Regions from separate parts of the Homo sapiens genome. Here region 1 is linked to region 2. A link is an interaction called in ENCODE POLR2A ChIA-PET data of the cell type or tissue named here. Cell type or tissue: Panc1. All regions are shown on one strand. Links, peaks and the distances in the headings refer to the core of each region. The heading gives the core; the rest is flanking DNA.

The links. ChIA-PET counts read pairs that join two places held together with the same protein. Peaks named below come from ENCODE experiments on the same cell type or tissue, not always from the same donor. Only the 100,000 strongest peaks of a DNase experiment are listed, where the experiment ranks them.
Region 1: POLR2A ChIA-PET joins it to region 2 with 12 read pairs; 3 of 35 experiments call an interaction of 5 or more read pairs at or near these places.

What each region holds. Positions count from the first base shown.
Region 1 is chr1:32,549,772-32,552,584 of GRCh38, forward strand. The region is part of intron 1 of ZBTB8A (zinc finger and BTB domain containing 8A); the gene reads left to right. LOC124903952 (a long non-coding RNA gene) reads right to left here and starts at 1,855. Exons shown (of 2, transcript XR_007065669.1): 1 at 1,817-1,855. RefSeq lists a silencer at 23-223. In Panc1, for the core only: no CTCF peak of the experiment used is centred there; no DNase peak of the experiment used is centred there.
Region 2 is chr1:32,459,212-32,462,024 of GRCh38, forward strand. No RefSeq gene overlaps it. Among named protein-coding and RNA genes, the nearest start is that of ZBTB8B, 4.5 kb to the right of the region's middle. In Panc1, for the core only: no CTCF peak of the experiment used is centred there; no DNase peak of the experiment used is centred there.

The sequences.
Region 1 (2,813 bases), core at 64-2,563, 90 kb after region 2:
CTGAACTTCCCCTGAACTCCTACCAAATAGTGACTCCTGTCTTCACCATGTTTGTCTTTTGACAATCATGAAGCTTTTGACACTGGAATGCTGCTATGAGAAAAAAATACAATGTTTCCATAAATGTGCTTGCCAGCATTAACAGCCAAAACAGAAGAAAGATGGTTCCCACCTCATTTCTGCCTTCCGGATCTCACAGAACATCTCATTGATAGGCCACATTTCACATGGGGAAACTGAATTGTAAAGGAGTCTGGGAAATGTACTTTTTAGTTTCCAGAAGGAAGTTAGGAAAGGATGTTGATGCCGGTCGTGGTGGCTCATGCCTGTAATCTTAGCACTTTGGGAGGCCGAGGTGGGCGGATCTCTTGAGCCCAGGAGTTCAAGACCAGCCTGGGCAATATATCGAGACCCTTTAAAAAAAGGATCCTGAGTGTCCATCCACAGATCAACTCTAATATCTGCTAGAGTGGAACTTGGTGTCATCTGAAAAAAATAGCATTCCATCAGCATGTAAAAATTGTTTAGGGCACAGACCATGCTCAGAAATCAGTTCTTTTGGCCAGGTGCAGTGGCTCACACCTGTAATCCCAACACTTTGGGAGGCCAAGGTGGTGGGTGGATTGCTTGAGTCCAGGAGTTCGAGACCACCCTGGGCAACGTGGTGAGACCCCATCTCTACAAAAAATACAAAAAAAATAGCCAGGTGTGGTGGTACACGTCTGTGGTCCCAGCTCCTCGGAAGGCTGATGTGCAAGCATCAGCTCCCTTGAACCTGGGAGGCAGAGGTTGCAGTGAGCCAAGATCGTGCCACTGTACTCCAGCCTAGGTGAGAATGAGACCCTGTAGCAAAAACAAAAAGAAAAAGGAAAAAGAGATCAGTTCTCTTAAAAAGCCACAAATTAGGCCAGGCGTGTTGGGTCACGCCTGTAATCCCAGCACTTTGGGAGGCCGAGGCAGGCGGATCACAAGGTCAGGAGTTCGAGACCAGCTTGGCCAATATGGTGAAACCCCGCCTCTACTAAAAATACAAAAATTAGGCGGGTGTGGTGGCAGGCTCCTGCAGTCCCAGCTACTTGGGAGGCTGAGGCAGGAGAATCGCTTGAACCCGGGAGGCGGAGGTTGCAGTGAGCCAAGATCGCGCCATTGCACTCCAGCCGGGGCAACAGGAGCGAGACTCCGTCTCAAAAAAAAAAAAAAAAAGCCACAAATTACCACCGTACACACCCAGTACGCTGGACAGTAGTTAATATGCCCTTAAGTGGCAGTGTTGAAGCAGTGAAGCAATCCAAGTAAATGCCATTCTCTGAATGCCCTTCTAACTCATTAGGGCTAGGTGACAGATGAGCTTTTAGTGTGGCAACGGGTTGTTCTCAAAAATTATTAATTTTGGGCCAGGCACAGTGGCTCATGCCTATTATTCCAACAAGGTGGGAGGATCACTTGAGCCTAGGATTTCAAGACCAGCCTGGGCAACATGGAAAAACCCTGTCTCTACAAAAATACAAAATTTAGCCTGGTAAACCTCTAGTCTCAGCTACTCAGAAGGCTAAGGCTGGAGGATCACTTGAGCCTGAGAGGTCAGGGCCATAATGAGCCATGGTCACACCACTGCATTCCAGCCTGAGTGACAGAGTGAGACTCTCTCTCAAAAAAAAAAGTGCTGGGTATGGTGGCTCATGCCTGTAATCCCAGCAATTTGGGAGGCTGAGGCGGGTGGTTCACCTGAGGTTGGGAGTTTGAGACCGCCTGACTAACATGGAGAAATACCATCTCTACTAAAAATACAAAATGAGCCGGGTGTGGTGGTGCATACCTGTAATCCCGCTACTCGGCAGGCTGAGGCAGGATCACTTGAACCCGGGAGGCAGAGTTTGTGGTGAGCCAAGATCATACCATTGCACTTCAGCCTGGGCAACAAGAGCGAAACTCCATCTAAAAAAAAATAAAAAGTTATTTCAGTTTGTTTTCGTATTTATTTATTTAGAGATAGGTCTCACTATGTTCCCTACGCTGGTCTGGAATTCCTGGCTTCAGGTGACCTTCTTGCTTCTGCCTCCTGAAATGCTGGGATTACAGGCATGAGCCACTGGGCCCAGCTCCTCTTCTTTATACTTACCTGTACTTTCTTTTTTTTTCAAGATATGTTGAATTTTTAAAGCTATTCTGTTCAGTTTTCTTCTAAAACACATTGATGACATTTGGAGGAAAAGAGCAATAGGACTTACTATCTTGGTATCATCTGCTGGCCTGCCTTTGAATAGTGTTGTCTTAAGTTTATTTTCTTGTCAAAGTTAAAAAGTATGTTTGGTCCAGGGACAGTGGCTCATGCCTATAATTTCAGCACTTTTGGAGGCCGAAGTGGGGGGATCGCTTGAGCCCGGGAGTTTGAGACCAGCCTGGGCAACATGACGAAACCTCATCTTTCTAAAAAATACAAAAATTAGCCAAGCTTGGTGGTGGGTACTTGTAGTCCCAACTACTTGGTAGACTGAAGAGGGAGAATCACTTAAGCCTGGGAGATCAAGGCTGCAGTGAGCCGTGATTGTGCCACTGCACTCTAGCCTGAGTGACAAAGTGAGACTGTCTCAAAAAATAAACCAAATGGCCAGGCGTGGTGGCTCACGCCTGTAATCTCAGCACTTTGGGAGGCCCAGGCAGGAAGATTGCCTGAGGTCGGTCAGGATTTCGAGACCAGTCTGGCCAACACGGAAAAACTCCGTCTCTACTAAAAATACAAAAATATTAGCCAGGCGTGATGGTGTGTGCCGGTAATCCCAGCTACTCGGGAGGCTGAGGCAGGGGAATTGCTC
Region 2 (2,813 bases), core at 305-2,804:
GATCTTTATTGCCCTTTGAAGCATGGGATCTTTGTGACCTACTCCGTGTTCATACGCCCCCCTCCCTTTTTAAATCCCTAATAAAAACTTGCTGGTTTTGTGGCTCAGGGAACATCACAGACCTACTGATAGGTGATGTTACCCCTGGAGGCCCAGCTGTAAAATTCCTCTCTTTGTACTCTTTCTCTTTATTTCTCAGATGAGCCGACACTTAGGGAAAATAGAAAGAACCTACGTTGAAATATTGGGGGCGGGTTCCCGCAATACTCATTTCTCTCTGTATTAGTCTGTTCTCACGCTGCTAATAAAGACATACCCAAGACTGGGTAATTTTAAAGAAGAGGTTTAGTGAACTTACAGTTCCACATGACTGGGGAGGCCTCATAATCGTGGTGGAAGGTGAAGGAGGAGCAAAGGCATGTCTTACATGCTGGGAGGCAAGAGGGTCTGTGCAGGGGAACTGCCCTTTATAAAACCATCAGATCTCCTGAGACTTATTCACTATCATGAGAACAGCACCCTGCTCCCATGATTCAATTACCTCCCACTGGGTTCCTCTCACAACACATGGGGGTTATGGGAGCTACAATTCAACATGAAATTTGGGTGAGGACACACAGCCAAATCATATCACTCTCCTGCTATGTTTTCATACAAAGCATTGCCATGAATGGGCCCATGCTCCCCATCCTACTCAAGCACAGCTCTTGGCTCTGTGCATATATTAGTGGGAGGACAGTTGTGGTTTGGTGAGAAATAAGTCAATAGCATCCTATCCTGGGTCAAGTACTTGTACCATTAGGAACTTGGAGCCTGCTGGCATCATAACACTGTTGCTTTACCTAGTTAGAGCAAGTGCTTCTACAGGGCACTGTCAGGCCAGAACATGTCCTGGTGTTAGGGGTAGGGAGCTTGGTTTTTGCTTTTTAATTTTTATTTATTTATTTTTTTTTGAGACAGGATCTCACTCTGTCACCAAGGCTGGAGTGCAGTGGCATGATCCCAGCTTACTGCAACCTCTGTCTCCCAGGTTCAAGCAATTCTCCTGCCTCAGCCTCCTGAGTAGCTGGGATTACAGACATGCACCACCACACCTGGCTTTTTTTTTTTTTTTTTTTTTTGTATTTTTAGTAGAGATGGGGTTTCACCCTGTTGGCCAGGGTGGCCTCGAACTCCCGACCTCAAGTGAACTGCCTGCCTCAGCCTCTCAAAGTACTAGGATTACAGGTGTGAGCCATTGCACCCAGCCTGATTTTTGCTTTCTTATAGTGCAAAAGTCACCCTGTGGGTATTCACAATTTGTCCCTAACCACTAGAGGTTTTCATGAACGTATCCTTTGTAGCATTCCAGAAGGTCAACTTCTTGACAGAAGCTGTCTCCCAACATCAGTCAGTACTCAAAAATGTGTCAGTTACCAGAGAAGGGGTTATACCCTGATACTTCAATCAATTACTCTGGCATTGTAGAAACTAATAAACAGCTCCAAATATTCTATGATATCTTAAATCAAAACAATTAAGGAAGAGGCAAGGGAAACAAATAGTGCCTGCTGCGATGCTTTCTCATTTCCCTTTGGGAAGATAGGGTTGCTTGTTTTCCAGGAAGTCATCCCTTAGGAATTTTTTTTTTTTTTTTGACAGAGTCTTGCTTTGTCACCCAGGCTGGAGTGCAGTGGTGCCATCTCAGCTCACTGTAACCTCCACCTCCCAGGCTCAAGTTGATTCTCATGCTTCAGCCTCCCAAGTAGCTGGGATTACAGTCGTATGCTACCACACCCAGCTAATTTTTGTATTTTTATTTTTATTTACTTATTATTTTGAGATGGAGTCTTGCTCTGTTGCCCAGGGTGGAGTGCAGTGGCAGCATCTCTGCTCACTGTAACCTCTGCCTCCTGGGTTCAAGCGATTCTCGTGCCTCAGCCTCCCGAATAGCTGGGACTACAAGTGCGTGCTACCATGCCTGGCTAATTTTTTTGTATTTTTATTAGAGAGGCGTTTCATGTTGGCCAGGCTGGTCTCAAACTCCTGACCTCAGGTGATCCACCTTCCTTGGTCTCCCAAAGTGCTGGGATTGCAAGCGTGAGCCACTGCGCCTAGCCTAATTTTTGTATTTTTAGTGGGGGGTGGTTTTGCGATGTTGGTCAGGCTAGTCTCGAACTACTGACCTCAGGTGATCCACCTGCCTCGTTCTCCTAGTGCTGGGATTATAGGCGTAAGCCACTGCACCCAGCCAGCAATTTTTAATTCTCTATTTTTTGCTCTGGAGGTCCTAAGTTTTAGATTCAGTGACACATTGCTGTGCCATTCATGCTGCTGGGTACTGTCGATTAGCAGTCAGCATCCATTCCCATCTCCTTCTAGTGTCCCTTCCTATGCTGCAGAATCTGGAGAGTTAAAATGTCATGGCCAGGATTTGGAAATGAAGTGGAGGCCACCCGCCTGCTGCTTGCTGCTGAAGTGTGGCAGCAAAGGTATGAGGTGTGTCTGCAGCAGGGTTGCAGGGTCCAGTCACTAGCCATGTAGGGGTCGAGAGCCTGTTTCAGGGGCAGCAATAGTGATGGTGACTTCCAATCCCTTAATCACAGCCACAACAGTGTGTTGTTGAGCTTAACAGGTACAGTGGTGATGTCCTGATTTCTTACCTTCCTGATTGCAGCAAAAATGGGTAGCTACCCTGTTGGGACAGTTTGGAGTCATCCCTGCAGAGTCATTCTCTAGCCTCCCTGATAATTTGTATTACTTAATTCCTTATATGAATTCTTTTCTGTTTAAACTAGCCAGGTTGCTTTTTGCTTAAACTAGCCAGGTTGGTT